Linked DNA regions of Mus musculus: region 2 is linked to region 1. Evidence: chromatin loops called from intact Hi-C (ENCODE). Cell type or tissue: heart. All regions are shown on one strand. Links, peaks and the distances in the headings refer to the core of each region. The heading gives the core; the rest is flanking DNA. Region 1 has its middle 32 kb from the start of Gm14696. Region 2 has its middle 62 kb from the start of Olfr1322.

Region 1 (11,312 bases), core at 2,327-10,326:
ACTATCCAGTATGGAACTGGATAGCATTATGCTAAGACAAATAGGTCAGGCAAAGAAAGGTAAACACCACATGCTTTCATTTATATGTGGACTCTAAAAAAGGAAGTTGACAAATATCTATTAACATAGATGAAGGTGGTGACCTCGGGTAAATGGAGCAGGATGGGGGCACAAAGGTCAACAAGTACAAAGCCACAGTTGGAAAGGAAGGGGAGTTTTATTGCATAGCATGGTCACTCTTTTTTTTTTTTTTTTGATCTAGTCATTGTACTATCTCCAACTTCTACCCCTACATTATAAATGCTCCAGATTTAGTTCTTCAGACCCAGTAGTTCATGAGAAGAAATATTAATGTATTTAGTAACATTTCTATCATACAGAAAACCCTCGAGTTGGTACTTAGAATATCCACTTTTTTCTAAAGATTTATTTATTTTATGTATGTGAGTACACTGTCGCTGTCTTCAGACACACCAGAAGAGAACATTGGATTACATTACAGATGGTTGTGAGCCACCGTGTGGTTGCTGGGAATTGAAACCAGAGGGTAGAGAAGTCAGTGCTCAGCCATCTCTCCAGCTCCAAGATACCCAATTTTTTAAAATGAAGAAACATAATCAGAGATGTTTGGTAACACAGGTAAAACCACACAGAAAAGCTGAAAATCAAAGTTAAAAACTCCTTGGCTATTCAGACCATTCTCTTTCTACTCCACAGAGTGGATCCAAATGCTTGTAAATACAGTCTGATTTTTTTGAGTCCCAGTAAAGCCAAAATCAGTGTGTGTGTGTGTGTGTGTGTGTGTGTGTGCATGCGCGTGTTACAATTCATGTGTGTGTTACAGTGCAGTTCTAATGAATCTAACAATTATATGGGTGATGAGCTTGAGAGTCACATTAGTTCACTACCTAGCACGTGATATGCCTCCAATCAGGAGCCAGGGAATCTGTAGACTCCTTTTTAGGTCCTTCTCTCCTCAGAAACAACTCCAATTCTGTGCCTAAGTCACTTGTACTTGTCACAGAGCAAGTAGGTAGCAGACCTGAAAAGTGGCCCACATCAACCTGATCTTAGGAAGTACACACACACACACACACACACACACCAAACAGCAGTTGTAGAAAAATAGAAGGAAAAAGTATGCAATTTTATTTCTACAACCAAAGGTGTATTAAAATCCAGATTATCTGGCATGAGACCTGTGATAGTTGATAGTTTGTATATCCTTGGACCAGGGAGTGGCACCATCTGAAGGTGTGGCCCTGTTGGAATAGGTGTGACCTGGTTGGAATGGGTGTGTCACTCTGGGTGTGGGTATAAGATCCTCACCCTAGTTGCCTGGAAGTCAGTCTTCCACTAGCAGCCTTTGAATGAAGATGTAGAACTCTCAGCTCTGCCTGCGCCATGCCTGCCTGGATACTGCCATTCTCCCACTTTGAAGATAATGGACTGAACCTCTGAACCTGTAAGCCAGCCCCAATTAAATGACTTGCCTTGGTCATGGTGTCTGTTCACAGTAGTAAAACCCTAACTAAGACAAGACCCCAGTCTAGGGACACTTGTTCCTTAATGAGGACATGTGTGAACACCACACTTTGGTAGGGCAAACATTTCACTCCTAGAAAGCTTGTCTTAGGACTGCAGCTGTACTTCAGTTTTTAGAGTGCTTGCCTAGCATTCATGAAGCCCTGGATTTGATCTCTAACACCACATACACTGGGCATGCTTGCACACATCTGTGATCCTGTACTTGGCAAGAAGAGACAGAAAGACCAGGAATTAAAGATTATTCAGCTACATAGCAAATTTGAGGGTAGCCTGGGACACATGAAACCGCCTCAAATAAATAAATAAATAAATAAATAAATAAATAAATACAAAACAAATCAAAAGTGCCAGTCTAGAAGATACATGTCTTCCTGGTCTCTAATCTCATTTTGATTTTCTTTCCCCCTTTACATTTATCCATTTATCCATGTAGCTATGTATCTATGTATCTATCTATCACCTACTTACCTACCTATTTGTGTGTGTGTGTGTGTGTGTGTGTGTGTGTGTGTGTGTGTGTGTGTGTATGTGTGTGTGCCACAGCATGTAACTGAAGGCTGCAAGACAACCTGTGAGAGTTGATTCTCACCTTTTACCATGTAGATTCTTGGAATAGAAATCAAGTCATCAAGTTCCTCTGCCAACTGAGCCATCTCTCTGGCCATGTAATTTTCTTTTCTTAAGATCCTATGTTAGTTCATTGTTTCCTTCTGTGAGCCCTGATACAGCAGAGGTGGGCACTGTGTCATCAACCTGGATTGTGCACTTAGTTTTTTGACATAGGCTATTTAGTTCTTATCATCTTGACATAGGCTAGAGTAATTCTAGGAAAAAGAGATGTAAACTGAGGAATTGTTTCTATCAGATTGGCCTGTAGGGAAGCTTTCGAGGAACATTTTCTTGATTGCTGATTGACATGAAAGAGACCAGATTCCTGAAGGTGGTGCCATCACTGGGTAGGAGGTCCTGAATTGTGTAAGAAATCAGGCTCAGGAAGGCATGAGAACAAGTCAGGAAGCAGGTTCCTCTATGACCTCAGCTTCAGTTTCTATCTCCAGGTTCAAGCCTTGAGTTCTATTCTCAGCTCTCCTGGGAGTTGTAAGATGACATAAACCGATTCCTTCCCTAAGTTGGTTTTGGTCACTGTTTAATCAAGCAATGATGAAACCTAACTAGGGCATTACAGAACATGAGCTTTTCTTTGAGAACATCCTTCCATTTTGTAAAAATATGTACACCTTCATGTCTTCATGGTTCTTCCCATTGCTTCTCAGCCTGTTTCTGTATACTTGCGGGATAAGAACAGTGGCCAATAGGAACACTGGTCTTACTCAGGCTATACAGTATGTTCATTGCTTTATATGGTTGATCTTTTACTCCTCCACAGTTCTACGAGGTAAGTACTATTAATTCTATTGTAAGATGAAACAGCAGAGGCCTAGGGAGCTAGAGAAAATGTCACATGCCTGCTATGTGATGAGGCTAGAATTTGCCCCTTGGCCTAGGAAACTAGATCTTGGGCTACTATTTTCTCCTTCGGCATTTTGTGAAGCAGCCAAGTGAGGTCTTCTTTTTTGTTGTTCGGTTATAAATTTTTCTTTTTAAAAACTTGCTCAAGTATATATTGTCTGGTGAACATTATCCCTGATTCCTTCCCATTTTCACATTCTATGCCCCTTTGTGTCCCTACATTTTCACTTCTAGTTTCATGTAATAGCTCCACGAATGGTTATATTTGACTATGTAAAACCTAGGAGCCACAAATGAGAGGGAGCATACACCATTTGCCTTTTCCATCTGACTCATTTCTCTCAATACAATTATCTCCGGTTGAATCCATTCTCCTGCAAACAGCATGGTTTTATTCTTCATGGCTAACAACTTCCGTTGTACATGAAAACCACTTTTTCTTATCTGTTCCTCAACTATTGGACACCTAGGTTTTTCTGATAGCTTAGCTCAGGTTACTAGCATTGTAACAAACATTGATGTGCAAGTATCTCTGTGATATGTCAACTTTGGTAAACACCCAGTAGAGGCATGGCTGGGCCCTCTGTATGATTGGTGCTAGTTTTCTATTGACACAGGTCTGTGCTCATTTCTATTGTACCTGGACTAATTTACACTTCTACCAATAGTGTATAAGGCTTTTCTTTTGTCCACATCTTCATCAATATTTGTCATTTATTTTCTTAATGACTACCATTGTGATGGGGGCTGAGATGAAACCTCCCAGGGGTTTCCTTGCAAAAGTGAGGGGGCTGGTGCTGAGCAGTGCCTGGAGCTGAGCCTCAGACTGTCATGCTTGGATCCAGACTAGAAGTCTCTACTGTTCTGCTGTGGTTTGTTGAGACTGTAAAAAATTTTTGAAGGCAGGGTGATGTTTCACCTACTTATTTTTACAGTGTCTAGCACACAGTAGGGGTGCACCTAACATAGTTTGAGTGGCTAAACAAACGTCTCTAATGATCATTTAAAGCTGGTCCAGCTTTTGTCTCTAAATGTCAGGTTTTTGCTATGTTCCAGGTTTGCATCAGCCTCCTTTAACAAATATGGAATATAGATGAGGGTCTGAGCCATCTGTGCTTTTCTGTTTGATTTAAGGTCATTTATAGCTTCACCATCCAAATTTCACCACTAGCGTTTCATACATTCATTTCCTGCTATTCTGCTTCCTACAGAAGTAAACACACGGAGGGACAGGCACAGTAATGAGGAAGCCAAGGCTACAGCCATCAAAATAAAAACACAAAATAGTCATATTAATGAAAATAGCACCTCACAGGCACAAAAGACTTGCCAGATACTTGATACTGTTTTATAAAATTTCTATGCACAGATTTATTTATTCTTGTAACAGTCTAAGCAGGTAGATGCCATTATTGTCCTATATTACAGATAAGGGATTGAGAGGCAGAGGTGACTAGTTCCTCAGCCTGTTTTTATACATGTTTTATAGTTCAGACTTCGTTCCTAACCTTGACACGAAGCCACTTCTTGTATTACTTTAGGACTGTTGATAAATTTGGATATGGGAACTGAGCCAGAGGCAGGAGCAGGAACAGCATTGGGATGGGGGTTCTGTTTCAGGAATCATGCAGACAAGTGGAAGAGAGCTACTTTGTAATGGCTGAGCTCCTAAGTTTGGCTTTTGGGTACATCAAGTGTCATTGACACATTCAGTTGAAGATGGCGAGAGGACAATTTGATATGTGGTCAGGAACTCTGAGGAGACTTTTTTTAGGGGGTAACTCCTCATTTCATAGATGAGAACAACTAACATTTATTAAGTACTAACTGTATACTAAGTGCTCTAAAAGACTTATGTGAATTAGGGATTATAAATTACTTGAAACATAACCCCATGGAGTTGATGATGAGAAAACTGAGGTACAGAGAGGTTGACTGACATTTTCAGGAATATGCAGCAGGTAAATTGAAGAGTCAACTAGTCTGAATCCTCTAAAGTTCAGCTTCCTTAATTGCAAAGCAGAATGAGTAATTTGTGCCACACTGGAGCCTAGTAGGGATTCCATAATTTAGAGCTCTTTCTGTTCATAACATCAACTATTATTTAATACTTACTAATTGATTTCCAAGAACACAATGATTATTGTGGCAACAGGTGGTGGAAGCCTAATGGATTTCTGACTAAATGTTCCCCCCTTTGTTTCTCGGTTCTCATTAAATACGGAGCTCAACCTCTGTGTTTCTTCCCTCAACTCTTTTTCTGCATCATTGGTTTTAAAGCACATTAGCTGCCCCAGACCCCTGTTTATAGTTAGATACATGTTAGGGACTCATCCCTCTGGGACTGCACATACCCTAGGATGCAATAAGGGCGCTTGACCCAACCAGGAGCTTGCAGCACAGAAATGTGGAAGGAATCAACAACAGCAAAAACAAACAAACAAAAAAAACCCGAAGCACCCCCCCCCAATCCCTTATTTACTTGCTGTACCACTCTATCCACAAGGGGGCGCAACCTTACATAAAATCCTTACTTTATTGCTGCAGCAAAACATTACAATGGAAACCGAGGTAGAAACGGAACTAAGGTAAACAGAAACCCCAAGTTTGTCTGAACACCAAACTTCTAACTTTCACCGGATTCTGACGACAGTGTAGCTTAATGTTTAAGGGAGTGGATTCTATTTCGGCTCCTATATAACTTCAACATTTTACTGGAAAGGGGGCTGCTGTTAAGAACTATCTGAGAAACAAGTCAATGTTTCTAAAGAGTTTAACACAGTGCCTGCACCCGGTACAGGTTCAGCAAATGTTTGCTATTTAGGAGCCCTTGTCCTAGCCAACAATTGAATCTGGTTATAAGTTGAGCTCCAAATTCCAGCTACTGTCTCTCAGTTGGCCCATATCACATTACATGGTCCTGGGGATGACAATAAGGGAAGGCTCCATAAACCTGCATTCTCACTAAGGGTGACCCAGTTGGAGGTTCCTTGGTGCCTCTCCCCGGTATCAGTATCTATCCTGGCTGGGTGCCTGATGTGCACACCCTTACGTATTCAGGCTAAGGCTTCAGGTCAGTGTGCTAATTTTGGATTCCAGCTCTCCTGCTGAAGTTGTTCTTAGAGGAAGGGCTAGATTACGTGTTCCTGCCCCAGAGAAAAACCCTTCTCCAAACCAACTGGTACATATATACCACACAGTGAGACTTGTGTACATTTCACCCCCTCCCACTCGAGAGTGTGCAAGCACCCACGTGCATGTGTATGCACACACACACACACACACACACACACACACACAGAGAGAGAGAGAGAGAGAGAGAGAGAGAGAGAGAGAGAGAGAGAGAGAGAAGCTTCTTCTACTCAAACTCTAGAAGCAAATCCCTCCCCAGTAGGGAGGCAGAGAAACGTAACTGAGCCCTAGAAGACAGCTGGGCAGCTGGCTCAGCCCCTGCCAGGCACTTTTCCTAGTAAGGGCATCCTTTGGGCTTCAATATCCAATTGAAGAGAGAAACCATCAGGGACTTCATGACTGTTTCTTTTAGCCCCGCTAGCAATGTCCCCAGAACCCTTTAGGAGGATGTATTTAGAGATCTGTTGGCACTCACTGACCGGGTCAACCAGCAGCTGGTGCCTGCTTGCCTGCCCTCTCCCTCTTTCTTCCCACCCTGATTGGTGTATTCACATCCACAGAGATAAGTGAGTCTAATATATCCATGGTCTCTGTGAGCCCTGTGTGGCTTAGGAATGCCCTCCACCAATATTGTTGATAAGCCCTGACCCTCTGTGCTTCAGCAACCTTCGCACTATTTCCTTTGTTCTCCCGAGAGGCTGGAAAAATTGTAGCTCTGCCACTGGAAGAATGTGTGGAGAATGGCTTTTCTTGGTGATACCTAAACATCCCTATGTGTCCATTTCACACATTTTTTGCCTTGTCCCTATTATGTGTTCTCAATCCAAGGCATATGGCTTAAAAAGAAAGAGAAGGAAAGACTAGAGACAGATTTCTGCATGCAGCTTAAGGCTGAGTGAAGCTAAAATGTCAGTGTTGTACATGCTACATGCCAGGCATTGTTTTGAATGCTTTACCATCTGTTAGCTTATCTCATCTTGTGAACTGCATCATAAGGAAGATAAGGAATATCGTCTCCATTAAACTGAGAGGGAAGCTGAGGCTCAGAGATGTGTCATGATTATGGTGTAAGTTGGATAGCTTGCCTGAAAACTCATGTCCACCCACACCTCACACTATGACTTTATTGGAAAATAAAAGTCTTTGTAGATGAAATTAGCTAGGAGTCTTGAAATCCTTAGTGTGGACACAAAATCCTGCATCTCAGCAAAGGAGTATGGATGCTCAGAGACACCACAGGGAAGGTGATGTGAAGATGGAGATGCAGAATCGAGCCCCATGTCTGTGTGGCAAGCAGTGCAAAACTTGCAGATTAGCCAGTAGAGGTTCGGAGGAAAATTTCTTCCATGGAGCCTCCAAAAACACCTCAGCCTCCATATCCCTTTATTTCCACCTCTGGTTTCTTGATCAGTGGGAGAATAACCTCCCATTGATTTAATCCAGCCAGTTTTGTGGTGACTTGGTATCTCAGCCCCAACAAAGAAACACAGTTGACTTTCAGAGCTAAGTTCTGAATCTAAAGAACCCGGATCCCGAGTCTATCCTCCTCACTCCCTACCGCTTCTCAGAGCTGTGTAGAGAGGACTCTTCCACTGGAGAAGCTGGAGAAGAAACGCCTATGTTGACCCCAGGTGAGCAATTACTGGGTAACCTTTGGGCCTTGTCTTTACAATTAGGAATATGAGCTACAGTGGATCTTTAAGGTCCCTCCCACTCATGTCTTTTTATAAGTCTTTGATTCATGGTTTTGGGATGGAGGAGGCACAGAGGGAGTAATGAGAGTGCATTGAGGATAAGGGAGGCAATAATAAATAGCATATGCAACTGACTGGTCTTTCAGGAGTCCTATGGGTAAAAACTCAATTAAAGAAAATGTTTTCATTAGCTTCCATTTCCATGTTGCTTCTCTGTGTCTTCTTTCAGGATCCTCCTTCTGCCTCTCTCTGCATGCATATGCATCCCCATGCCTACACATGTACCCAGAGATTTCTCACTAACCCTGGAGAGTAAGCTCATATTTATGGATTTCAAGCTGGTACAGAAGAAAGGGGTCAAGAGACAAATGTCCAGCAGTTCCTGGCAAGGAGAAAGGCATTGTGGGGAGGGCTGGGGAAAGCTCTGGAGACTTGGGGATGGAAACAGTGTTATTAAGTATGTTCATTAATGAGCACAAGAAGGAAATGACTAATAAATTGATGGAGGGAGGCTGATGGCACCGAACCACTTGGTTAATTAAAACCACCAAGGTCTAAGAGTGACTTTGAAAACCCCCTGGAGGATAGAAGTGGTCGATAGGAGGCAGATAAGGAATGTAAGTGAGAAAGACCGTTCTGGGAGTAATCGTTGAAAGGTTATCTCTTATATGGAGAAGTATCCAAGAGTGGGAAAAGACAAAAGGGCAAGATGCTGCACTTAAGTTTTTCCTGATGTACTTCTTCTAGGTACTAAAAGTTCATACCTGCATATCTTTTCCACTGGTGGGGTGCCTGCTCATAGCTGTTTTTCTACTAGCTGCTAGGAATGGATATTGGACCTAGGTGTAGATGATCAAATGACATACACTATGATAGCTCATGAAGCCTTGGTGATCTAGATCAGGTGTCAGAGCATGTGAGGGTCTTCTCTCTTGTTTGGAGACATTTGGCTCTGAGTGTCCTAGGCTGGAAATATACTCCCTTAGATCAATCTCCAAAGGTCATCTCCAATAGCATCCTAGGAAATTACTTTGGAAATTGCCACAGCAACAATTCAGGCACTGGGGTGGCACTTAGGGGGCAATGACCAATACTTCCTAGGATGGATGTAAAGGCCCTGTAGTAGACTCTTCTAAGGCTTTTTCTCCTGGTACAGAAGTCTGGAATGAGACTAGTCTTGGTATATCAATCTTCCTTCCTTTCCTCATTTGTGTAATGGGAGTAAATATAGACTCAGAGCATTGTTTTAAGGATTGAATTTGTAAATAATAATATGCGGTTCTTAGCATGAAGAAAAGCCTTTGCTATTTCCATCTAGATACCCTTTATCATAACCCAGTGATTGTCGATGCAGCACAGTGACAGCACCCTTGCCTACTATTAACGGGGACCTGAGTTTAATCCCTAATGCCCCAAAACAAAACAAAACAAAGGAAAACTTTCAATAATGCATTGCTTCTTCATCCTATGTTCCTTACCTCAGTTTCCAACATCACCTTTAACCTAGTTTCTTAAACTCTAACTTCAGAGTCCTCCTCACTCCCCCTAATTTTTCTTCAACCACTGAACTAAATAGATAATCATGTTTTAGTTTCTCTTCCTTAATCCCTTGGCTCCATGTCTCCTCTCCTCTCCTCTCCTCTCCTCTCCTCTCCTCTCCTCTCCTCTCCTCTCCTCTCCTCTCCTCTCCTCTCCTCTCCTCTCCTCTCTAGGTCCTTGTCTTCATCCAGACTACTACAACGGCGCCCTCATTGTTTTGAGTGTGTTTACATTTTCTACAACAATTTCTCCACAATGCAAGCTTTCTGTCATATGAATCTGATCAAGAGATTGAGCACTGTCAGTTGCCATTTATCTATCTATCTATCTATCTATCTATCTATCTATCTATCTATCTATTTATTTAATTTACATTCCCATCGTTGACCCCTCCCCAACTTGATTCCCCACCCCCCTCCACAGTTTCTCAACCCATTCCTCCTTTTTACCTCATAGAGGTTGCTTTCCCCCACCAGGCCACTCCCTTCCCTGGGGCATCAAGTCTCTTGAGGGTTAGGTGCACCTTCTCCCACTGAGGCTAGACCAGGCAGACCTCTGCTACATATTTGCCAGGTCCTCAGACTAGCCTATGTATGCTGCCTGGTTGGTGGCTCAGTCTCTGGGAGCTCCCTGGTTCCGGGTTAGTTGAGATTTTGGTCTTCCTATGGGTGCCAGTTTAAAACTTTTCAGTGGCTCCTCAGTCCCCTGTACTGGTTCGGGAATTTGAACAACTGGTCTTGTGCATGTTAGCACATCATCTTAGTGCTGAGCTATACTCTCACCCCAAAGTTAAACTGCCCCTTCTCACCCCCAGTCCTTGTAGTGATTAAACCCAGAATCGTGTATGTATGCTAGGCAAATAATCTATCCCCAAGTAACATCTTCAGGCCTCCCAGTTTCCATGACTACTCTCTTAATTTTGTACTGCAAGGAAACTGACTATGTTTTTCCTACTTCATCCTGTGTTTCCTCTTCTCATGGTAAACTCAAGCCTTATTGATGCTGGTTCCCATCATAGCATGCTATTTTACTTTCCACACTTTTTGTATGTGCTGTTTTCTTTTTCTGCTCTCACCCATTGAATCTCTTTTCTAAAGTCAGGCTCAAATGCACTCTCCTCTGGGAAGCCTTTCTGTATCTGCCAAGAGGATATTTTGATGCTGTGTCTATGTCCTCATTGTGTGTATCAGTGACCCATGTCTACCAATTCTCTGTTATCTAAACATTGTCTAGGGACATGTCCATTAATGCCACTGATCTGAGTGCTATCCATCTCCCTGAAGTGGTCAGGCTAAGCTGCCTTTGTCAAAGCAGTAGAATCAAGGTGCTCAGCTGTGGTCAAGCTGTGGGGCCAACTCTACTCTTCCTTTTTCTCTGTTTAGCTCCAAACCACACTGACATGCTCTTCCAGAGAACCTGAGAAATGTAGAAAATCGAGGTGATAAGAACTGGTGTTGAATAATCTGGTGTTACTGGATAAAATCTCACAGCAAGCTCTGATCAGCTTCCTGTCTTTAAGATAAATAACCCAATGTCAATGGGGCTGCAGTTATCAGCTCTTCTAATTGAATGTCAAGATCCTGCTTCTGGGAATCTAGGGACTCGGGTGCTCTGTGCTAACCTCTACCTCAGGGTATGTTGTCTCTGGTTGTAACTCATAGAAAAACTAGTATTGGTTGACTGTAATTTGCTAAGTCCTGCAGTAGTTAACTTACCATCATAATCTTGTTTAATCATCATAACAATGGTAACAAGTGGATATTTTCATCTCCAGGTGAAGTATGATAAGGATCCTAATGGCTGGACCGGAGAAAGAACTTAGTCCAGATTATTCACCTGACAAAAATAGTGAATATCATTTAGTAAGTGCTTACTTTATACCTAGCAATGCATATAACTCAAGATCGGTAATAGTCAATCTGGACAATT
Region 2 (11,312 bases), core at 1,477-9,476, 570 kb after region 1:
CATATATCCAGAAGATGCCCCAACTGGTAAGAAGGACACATGCTCTACTATGTTCATAGCAGCCTTATTTATAATAGCCAGAAGCTGGAAAGAACCCAGATGCCCCTCAACAGTTTATTTTTTTAAACACATTTTGGGTTTTATCTCGTCTGGGCTATTACAATGACTCAATAATTTCTCGTTGGCTGTTCAACTCTGGCCTTGCCCTTCCTGGAAGCCCAGGGGACCATCCATACTATCATTCAAATGATTGTTTAGAAATTCTACATTCTTGATTTATCCCTGTATGTGCCTTAGAAATACCAGAGAACAGCTTTTAAAGTATTAAAAATTTTTTTATACAAATCACTTCTGTATGAGTCACTTGCTTCAAACACCATATTTTCGAAGCTTCCCAGTTATTTCTGATGCCTGGTATCTGTTGTGAACAGATTATATCTATCACCTTTTAAATACTCGTACCTTTTTGGTCTTTTCTGTCTGGATCCCTTTTAATGGATATTATGAATTTTGAAATCTAGCCTGCACTTCATTTTTTTGGATAATCATTCTGTTGCAATATAATCACTAAATACTGTTTTGTTTCATGACACATGTTTTGATAACTTCCATCCCCTTCAAAGAATAGTCTTGCCTTTCTTGTCTGTCACAACAGGGCTCATTATTTAGAACTTAAACAACATGTCCTGTAGAAAGTCTATTCCTGAATCTGTTGTCACTGTAGCTTGTAAACACTCATATTATTATACCTATCAGTTAAAATATAGCCACTGGTTTACATGCCTCTCTATTACTTAACTATTCAGGTTTTAAGGTCTGGAGATACATTATTTACTGCTCTATATCCTTCAGATTTGGCTATTTGATCTGGTATAGAGTCAGTGTCCAATGTAGTTACAGAGTTTATGAATGAATGAATTTTATGCATATTTCAGCATCTCTGAATCAGAAAAACAAATGGACAAGACAGAATGAGGAAGATTCAAAAGAAAGAGTGTATCAGGAGAATACTCAGTGGAAGAGTTTCTGTCCTTGGGAAGAAGGGGTTTTGTCTGGAGAAAACCAGGTTGTGTTAGAAGGAATAACTATTTCTAGCCAGACAGGCAGCCAAGAACAGGTTGTGGTCAAAGTGCTGATGGATGACAGCTGGAAGTATGGCTTGTAAACCAACTAAAAATGACATATCAATCTGAGCTGCAAAATAAATCACTGGGGCTCCAGAGGTTTTTGTTCTCTTTAAAATCTCACTCTACATGACCATATAATAAGAACACCTCACCTTGTTATAGCACTTTACAACTTGACACTCCACACAGTCATACACATGATCCCATAGAAACCTCCTAATAATCCTTCCAGTGATGGGAAAAAAAGAGGCTCTAGAAACTTCAGGGACTATCCCATTTTCACAAAGTTTATAAGTGGTCATCAAAGCACAAATAGGTCTTCAAATAAGGGAGAAGGGGGGAAACTAAGGTAAGAAAACCAAATGGCAAGAAAAAGAGAAAATCTACATCTTGCATGCATTGAATTTTATTCTAGATCTTACTCTCATTGTTGCTGTACTGTTTCTGCATGAGATTAGGGCCATAGATTGAAAATGACAGTGAGGAGACCCTAGGCTAATAGTATAATAGGGTAAAGGTCACTTTGCACTTAAAAGCCTTATATTGTTGATATCAATATCTATAGATAAATGAAGAAATTGAGACCCAGAATATTTAAATACCTTACCTAGAAATCTACAAGAGTTAAGTAAAATGAGTACTTCTTACTTGAATCAAACATCAATATAATTTAGACAAGAGCAGCCAGTTCTTTCCTACGTTGTTTTACGCTAAGAAACAATTTTATGCAAAAAAATCTTTCCCTCAACCAATGTCATGAAGCATTTCCCATGTTTTCCTCTAAGACAAGTGGGTCTTTTGTCTCTCAGTTCCATAATTAGCCCTATTTGAGATCATTTCTTGGTATAGTGAAACATAAAGGTCTTTACATAGATTTCTAATTCTTATAACACAATTTTTTAGAAGTCAGTTCCTCATTATATGTCCTTGGCATCTGTGTCAAAACAAGCAAACAGGGTGGGAATCCAGTGGGCTGGCTGGCAACTAGGCCTCTGTGGAAGTGAATCCAGCGGGAATCTGAGCCATCCAAGCCGCCACCATGATGGTGGGCAAGAGCAGCAAGATGTTGCAGAACATTGACTACAGGATGAGGTGCATCCTGCAAGATGGCCGGATCTTCATTGGGACCTTCAAAGCCTTTGACAAGCACATGAATTTGATTCTGTGTGACTGTGATGAGTTTGTGAAGATCAAGCCAAAGAACTCCAAACAAGCAGAAAGGGAAGTGAAGTCCTTGGTCTGGTATTGCTTTGCAGGGAGAACCTGGTCTCCATAACAGTAGAAGGACCTCCTCCCAAAGACACCGGCATGGCCACTTGTTGGAGCTCCTGGGGGACCAAGCATCAGCAGGGCTGCTGGCAGAGGAATCCCAGCAGGTGTTCCCATGCCCCAGGCTCCTGCAGGAATTGCTGAGCCAGTCTGAGATGTTGGAGGGCCATCCCAACAGGTAATGACCCCACAAGGAAGAGGCACTGTTGTAGCTATTGCAGCTGCAGCCACAGCCACAGCCAGTATTGCAGGAGCCCCAAGTCAGTACTGACCTGGTTGTGGGGGTCCTCCTCTATCTATGGGTCCAGGGTCCCCTACTCCAGGTATGATGGGCCAACCTCCTGGCATGCGGCCTCCCCTGGGGCTCCCTCCTGGCCAAGGAACTCCAATGGGCATGCCCCCTCCTGGGATATGACCTCCTCCTCCAGGAATGCCAGGTCTGCTTTGATCTTCTCACAGCATCACAGTTGGAAGCTCAGAGTTCCCCAGGGTCAGGTTTCAACAGACCTGTTTGTTATGCAGTTTATGGAGTCTCATTGGATTGTCTGGTTTCCCTTTCAGGGCTTCCTCCCTGGGAAATATGCCCTTCAAGGCCCTAGACTCATCTTGGTCCTCCTCAGCTTCTTGCCTGTTTCCTTCCCAAAAGGCTGTATATACACTGTCCTTTTTTTCCTCTGGCTTATGAAGCTGGTTTATAATAAACTAAGAGACTGTTATATAAAAACAAAACAAAACAAAACAAAAAAAACAAGCAAACAAATAGTTGGAAATGCACAGATTTATTTCTGGGTTCTCTGTTCCATTTCATTGTTCTGCATAGCTCCATATATACCAAATGTACCTTGTTGTTTTGTTATTTTATCTTTGCAATCTGATGTTAAACAGTGTTTCAACTCTGTTCTCTTTGCTCAAGATTGTGTTGCATACTTGAGGATTCTTTGTGATTCTATATAAATTTCTGTACAGATTGTCATTATTGCTTTTGTATGAATTGCATGAAATATGCAGAAAGAATCTGTAGGATTAGAAAAATATTTGTAAAAGAACAAAACACCCATGGAAGGAGTTACAGAGTCAAAGTTTGGAGCTGTGACGAAAGAATGGACCATCTAGAGACTGCCATATCCAAGGATCCACTCCATAATCAGCTTCCAAACGCTGACACCAATGCATACACTAGCAAGATTTTGCTGAAAGGTACCAGATATAGCTGTCTCTTGTGAGACTATGCCGGGGCCTGGCAAACACAGAAGTGGATGCTCACAGTCAGCTATTGGATGGATCACAGGGCTCCCAATGGAGGAGCTAGAGAAAGTACCCAAGATGCTAAAGGGATCTGCAACCCTATAGGTGGAACAACATTCTGAACTAACCAGTACCCTGAAGCTCTTGACTATAGCTGCATATGTATCAAAAGATGGCCTAGTGGGCCATCACTGGAAAGAGAGGGCCATTGGACACACAAACTTTATATGCCCCAGTACAGGGGAATGCCAGGGCCAAAAAAATGGGAATGGGTGGGTAGAGAAGTCGGGGGGAGGGTATAGGGGACTTTTGGGAAAGCATTGGAAATGTAATTGAGGAAAATACGTAATAAAAAATATTTTTAAAAAAAGAAAGAAAATCTGACATTGGTTCAATATGAAAATATAAACAATCCAGTAAAAAAATCTCTATAATAGTGCAAAAGTTGTACATAGAAACTTCTCAAAAGAAGAGATCCAACTAGGCAACAGACGTGAAAAGTGTTTGACTTCATTAGTTATCAAGCAAGTGAAAATCTAAACTACAATGATGCAATCAATGATATATTGTCTCAAACTTATTGGTGTGGCTATTGTCAAAAGCACAGAAGGTGAACTACTAAAATTGTGTAGAAAAACCAAGTTTTTGTACACTAATGATGAAACTCTAAACTAGTAGGACAATTATAGTTTGTAAATGTGTGATTACTATATGATCCAACAACCTCACTCACTAATTTCTCTCTCTCTCTCTCTCTCTCTCTCTCTCTCTCTCTCTCTCTCTCTCTCTCTCTGTGTGTGTGTGTGTGTGTGTGTGTGTGTGTGTGTGTATCTGTCTCTCCCGGTGTCTGTCCTCTTTCCCACTGTCTCTGTTTGTCTCTCTGTCTCTGTCTTTGTCTGTCTCTGACTCTCTCCCTTTCTGTGTGTAGTATAAACCAATTATGTTAAGAGATGATCTTCATGACCATATTCATCATTGCACTATTAACATTTGGTAACAGCCAAATTATGAATTCAGCCTAATGATGCACCTAATGGTCCTAAAAAGATAAATGGTATTTTTACATAATGGAATAGAATATTATTCAATCATTGGAAAATTAAGCACCCATCTTTGATGACATGAGAAAATGTCTGCGGTGTTAGGTGTTGGGTGAAATAGGGCAGTCATAGATAAATACCACATGATCTCACTTATATGTAAAACTGGGAAACATGATCCCATAATAGAGGGTATTATAGTATTTACTACAGGCTGATGATTAGATACAGGGAGAGATGGATGATATAAGTCATTAAAGATACATAATTATAGTCATGATTAATACATTTCAGAATGTCTATTGTACAGCTAGGTGACTGCAGTTAGTGATAGTATGTTGTATTTTTGAGAAACGTGAAAAATATCAACATTATGATTTTTCATCACAAAAATGAGTTGGTAAAAGAACCATTAATTAGCTACACTGAAGTAATCAGTTTTATATATATATATATAAATATGCATGCAGAGGGGGAAACATGTTGTACATGGAAACTAAAAAGTAAATGCACTGAAAATTCTATCTTAACATATGATCTGGGATGCATAGTACTTCTTATGAAAGTAAAGAGCAATTTCAGAGAGTAATTCTGCATAGGCATAAAGTAATAATGAAAGTCACAGTGCAAGAAAGTGAGGTGCAACTTGAATTTCATTGAGCAGCACTTAAGTGAGAGTGAACATTGCCCCAAGCACTGGGGATAAGTACTGAGGAGAGCGGCATCTGCTGGACAGTTAGAAAAGAACCCCCAAACTGTTGGTGTGGCAGATACCTTGAAAGCAATACAAACTTCTCTAAACTACAGGGCTGAAGGGACTCATTCTTCCTCCTAAGGTTTTGTGATTTAAGAGATGCCACATACTTGGATGGTAACATCAAGTGAGGGCCTTTCAGGTACAGGGAAATTGAATTGCTGATTGCTGGGCTGTGTTATGAAAGAAGGCAAGTCACAGGTTATCATCAGCTCCCTGCAGGCTCCACTCTGAAAACAATGATAACTGGCTAAGAGACCTTGAGATAAGAACAAGAGAAGAAATGAGAGATGAGATAAGCAAATATAAATTCATAAGAAGTATGCTTTTAGATTAGGTTTGTTTATTGAAAAATTAATACATGCAGTTCACACAAAACCTCCAGGGTACAAATAAGTACAATGTAAGCCAAACTTCCTCTTTGCATGGAAATATGTATGTAAGTAGTCTTTGTCATCAAAATTGAGATTGCAATGTACACACCATTGTGTACAACGGGTACTTTATGAACCTCAAAGAATTAAAATTGTAAATAGTTTTGTTGCAGCACATTTAAATCACCTTTATTACCTTTATTGGTTATCATTTCAACATAGAAATACAGGCTCATTAATTTAACCTATCCCCTTATGAGGCCCATTTAACCTCATCCCATATTTCATTCACACAAGCAGCACTGTAAGTAATACCCTTGCACTTGTATACACTTGCATACCACCGGGAAATTACTAAGTCAAGGGTAAATTTTAAATACTTGTTTTCATATTGTTAGATCTTACAGACTTGTGTTCTGCAAAGGGATTGAATAATCCCACCTCCAAGGTATGAATGTCCATTTCTACTAGTTCCAAGTCTCTATCTTTTCCTCCTCTTTTCTGATAAGATGAAGGAAAAGGATAGCTCATGATTGTTTTAACTTAAACTGCTCTCGTCATTTGTGAGATATGACAGTATTTTGCGTGTTTATTAATTATGTTCAGGTGATATTTTTTTCTTATATTTTCTCTATGTGCATGTATTCATTCTACAGTTTATTTGTAAGAGATTCTCTCATACTAACTTATTCCACTGTTATTTAGAACAAATTGTTGATCATATTGGATTGATACTCACCAGTTGTAATGAAGATTTTTTTTAAAAAAAATCAACTTCTGTGTCTATTATATTTTTGTGGAAAAGTTTGTATAGTTAAATTAATCAGTTTATCCCTTTTTTGTTTTCTGGACTATAGCTCTCTAGAAAAGCTCATTTTGCTTCCAGGTTATGTGAATTTTAATAGATTTACTTTATTTTATTTTATGTGCTTCAATTAGTCTATTACAGCAATGTGCCTGTTGTCTAAGGATTCAGAAGATGATGTTGAATCCTCTGAAACTGAAGCTATGGGTGGTTTAGAGCTGACATCTGGTTTGGGGAAGTCAGACTAGGGTCTCTGAAAGAACAATTGCTTTTAACAACTGAGCCATCTCTCATGCCCCAATTCTCCTAGTGTCTTCATTACACTGCTCTCCATTTCACTTGAGTAGGACCTTGAATATTCTCTACTCTATGAACTTAATTTATCAATAGTCTCTACTCTATGAACCTAATTTATGAACCTAATTTTTCAATCCATGTACCAGGACCACTGTTTTAATCATGAGAGATTTATAGTTCCTTTGAGCAAAAGAAATTTTCTTCCAACATTTCCTCCATTTTCCACCATTTAATTTTCCTCTTAAAATTTTTGACCTGAGGGCAGCTATGTATGGTATGAGAAACTTAATTTTGTAGTCCTGGTGAATTTATGAATATTGGTTGAGAATCTACAACCACCACTTTACTAAACCAGCCTAATACCTAACAACAAGTGATAAATATTTTTATACCCACAGATAAGGGCAATTGTCACTGCATCAACAAAATTTCTCTCTGCAACAGGTGGAAAACATCAAACAAACCCACAAACAACCAAAATACAGAGTTGTGGAGCCCAGTCCCACAACTGTGTCTACAGCACAACTCCTGCACCAAAGACTCTGGATCATTGCTGAAGAGGGGCAGAAAGACGGTAAGACCCAGGGTATCATGGAATTTGCTGTGAGACTGTGTCTCCTAGTAATGCCAGATACCACATCCATAAAGCCTCATCAACATGACTGAATAAATGTGAGTTGAACAAGGTTGACACCAATGGAAATGCCGAAATGGACAGGGAAAAGCCTCAACTCTATACAAAGAACTATGCATAATTGAGGAATGCTGGGAGTGGAAGAGATGGTTTTCCCCAGAGAAAAGCACACCAATTGATTGCTGTCAAATGCTCAGCCCTGAAAACATAGCTACAAGGAACATTATATGGGCTGAACAGATTATATATTTAGGAATCTATATGTAGATATACACACACGTGTGTGTGGAAAAACAATTAGTGAAAAAGAAAAGGAGAGGAGAGATGCGATTATCTTGTAATCTCAGATATAAAATAAAAACAGGCACAAGTCCCTTCCGCTCGACTCGAGACTCGAGCCCCGGGCTATCTTGCCAGCAGAGTCTTGCCCAACACCCGCAAGGGTCCACACGGGACTCCCCACGGGACCCTAAGACCTCTGGTGAGTGGACCACAGTGCCTGCCCCAATCCAATCGCGCGGAACTTGAGACTGCGGTACATAGGGAAGCAGGCTACCCGGGCCTGATCTGGGGCACAAGTCCCTTCCGCTCGACTCGAGACTCGAGCCCCGGGCTACCTTGACAGCAGAGTCTTGCCCAACACCCGCAAGGGCCCACACGGGACTCCCCACGGGACCCTAAGACCTCTGGTGAGTGGATCACAGTGCCTGCCCCAATCCAATCGCGCGGAACTTGAGACTGCGGTACATAGGGAAGCAGGCTACCCGGGCCTGATCTGGGGCACAAGTCCCTTCCGCTCGACTCGAGACTCGAGCCCCGGGCTACCTTGCCAGCAGAGTCTTGCCCAACACCCGCAAGGGCCCACACGGGACTCCCCACGGGACCCTAAGACCTCTGGTGAGTGGAACACAGCGCCTACCCCAATCCAATCGCGTGGAACTTGAGACTGCGGTACATAGGGAAGCAGGCTACCCGGGCTTGATCTGGGGCACAAACCCCTTCCACTCCACTCGAGCCCCTGCTACCTTGCCAGCTGAGTTGCCTGACACCCGCAAGGGCCCACACAGGATTCCACACGTGATCCTAAGACCTCTAGTGAGTGGAACACAACTTCTGCCAGGAGTCTGGTTCGAACACCAGATATCTGGGTACCTGCCTTGCAAGAAGAGAGCTTGCCTGCAGAGAATACTCTGCCCACTGAAAGTAAGGAGAGTGCTAACCTCCAGGTCTGCTCATAGAGGCTAACAGAGTCACCTGAAGAACAAGCTCTTAACAGTGACAACTAAAACAGCTAGCTTCAGAGATTACCAGATGGCGAAAGGCAAACGTAAGAATCCTACTAACAGAAATCAAGACCACTCACCATCATCAGAACGCAGCACTCCCACCCCACCTAGTCCTGGGCACCCCAACACAACCGAAAATCTAGACCCAGATTTAAAAACATTTCTCATGATGATGATAGAGGACATCAAGAAGGACTTTCATAAGTCACTTAAAGATTTACAGGAGAGCACTGCTAAAGAGTTACAGGCTCTTAAAGAAAAGCAGGAAAACACAGCCAAACAGGTGATGGAAATGAACAAAACCATACTAGAACTAAAAGGGGAAGTAGACACAATAAAGAAAACCCAAAGCGAGGCAACGCTGGAGATAGAAACCCTAGGAAAGAGATCTGGAACCATAGATGCGAGCATCAGCAACAGAATACAAGAAATGGAAGAGAGAATCTCAGGTGCAGAAGATTCCATAGAGAACATCGACACAACAGTCAAAGAAAATACAAAATGCAAAAGGATCCTAACTCAAAACATCCAGGTAATCCAGGACACAATGAGAAGACCAAACCTACGGATAATAGGAATTGATGAGAATGAAGATTTTCAACTTAAAGGGCCAGCTAATATCTTCAACAAAATAATAGAAGAAAACTTCCCAAACATAAAAAAAGAGATGCCCATGATCATACAAGAAGCATACAGAACTCCAAATAGACTGGACCAGAAAAGAAATTCCTCCCGACACATAATAATCAGAACAACAAATGCACTAAATAAAGATAGAATATTAAAAGCAGTAAGGGAGAAAGGTCAAGTAACATATAAAGGAAGGCCTATCAGAATTACACCAGACTTTTCACCAGAGACTATGAAAGCCAGAAGAGCCTGGACAGATGTTATACAGACACTAAGAGAACACAAATGCCAGCCCAGGCTACTATACCCGGCCAAACTCTCAATTACCATACATGGAGAAACCAAAGTATTCCACAACAAAACCAAGTTCACACAATATCTTTCCACAAATCCAGCCCTTCAAAGGATAATAACAGAAAAGAAGCAATGCAAGGACGGAAATCACGCCCTAGAACAACCAAGAAAGTAATCATTCAACAAACCAAAAAGAAGACAGCCACAAGAACAGAATGCCAACTCTAACAACAAAAATAAAAGGGAGCAACAATTACTTTTCCTTAATATCTCTTAATATCAATGGACTCAATTCCCCAATAAAAAGACATAGACTAACAGACTGGCTACACAAACAGGACCCAACATTCTGCTGCTTACAGGAAACCCATCTCAGGGAAAAAGACAGACACTACCTCAGAGTGAAAGGCTGGAAAACAATTTTCCAAGCAAATGGACTGAAGAAACAAGCTGGAGTAGCCATTTTAATATCGGATAAAATCGACTTCCAACCCAAAGTTATCAAAAAAGACAAGGAGGGACACTTCATACTCATCAAAGGTAAAATCCTCCAAGAGGAACTCTCAATTCTGAATATCTACGCACCAAATGCAAGGGCAGCCACATTCATTAGAGACACTTTAGTAAAGCTCAAAGCATACATTGCACCTCACACAATAATAGTGGGAGACTTCAACACACCACTTTCTTCAAAGGACAGATCGTGGAAACAGAAACTAAACAGGGACACAGTGAAACTAACAGAAGTTATGAAACAAATGGACCTGACAAATATCTACAGAACATTTTATCCTAAAACAAAAGGATATACCTTCTTCTCAGCACCTCATGGGACCTTCTCCAAAATTGACCATATAATTGGTCACAAAACAGGCCTCAATAGATACAAAAATATTGAAATTGTCCCATGTATCCTATCAGACCACCATGGCCTAAGACTGATCTTCAATAACAACATAAATAATGGAAAGCCAACATTCACGTGGAAACTGAATAACACTCTTCTCAATGATACCTTGGTCAAGGAAGGAATAAAGAAAGAAATTAAAGACTTTTTAGAGTTTAATGAAAATGAAGCCACAACGTACCCAAACCTATGGGACACAATGAAAGCATTTCTAAGAGGGAAACTCATAGCGCTGAGTGCCTCCAAGAAGAAACGGGAGACAGCACATACTAGCAGCTTGACAACACATCTAAAAGCCCTAGAAAAAAAGGAAGCAAATTCACCCAAGAGGAGTAGACGGCAGGAAATAATCAAACTCAGGGGTGAAATCAACCAAGTGGAAACAAGAAGAACTATTCAAAGAATTAACCAAACGAGGAGTTGGTTCTTTGAGAAAATCAACAAGATAGATAAACCCTTAGCTAGACTCACTAAAGGGCACAGGGACAAAATCCTAATTAACAAAATCAGAAATGAAAAGGGAGACATAACAACAGATCCTGAAGAAATCCAAAACACCATCAGATCCTTCTACAAAAGGCTATACTCAACAAAACTGGAAAACCTGGACGAAATGGACAAATTTCTGGACAGATACCAGGTACCAAAGT

Evidence for each region. Hi-C counts contacts between places; a loop is a spot of excess contacts. Peaks named below come from ENCODE experiments on the same cell type or tissue, not always from the same donor. Only the 100,000 strongest peaks of a DNase experiment are listed, where the experiment ranks them.
Region 2: a loop joins it to region 1, with 8 times the contacts of the local background. A loop is called at or near these places in 2 of 42 quality-filtered maps.

Annotation. Positions count from the first base shown.
Region 1 is chrX:49,371,733-49,383,044 of GRCm38, forward strand. No RefSeq gene overlaps it. Among named protein-coding and RNA genes, the nearest start is that of Gm14696, 32 kb to the left of the region's middle. In heart, for the core only: a CTCF peak has its summit at 5,528 (motif pointing right); no DNase peak of the experiment used is centred there.
Region 2 is chrX:49,942,470-49,953,781 of GRCm38, forward strand. It overlaps the pseudogene Gm15033. Among named protein-coding and RNA genes, the nearest start is that of Olfr1322, 62 kb to the left of the region's middle. In heart, for the core only: a CTCF peak has its summit at 5,398 (motif pointing left); no DNase peak of the experiment used is centred there.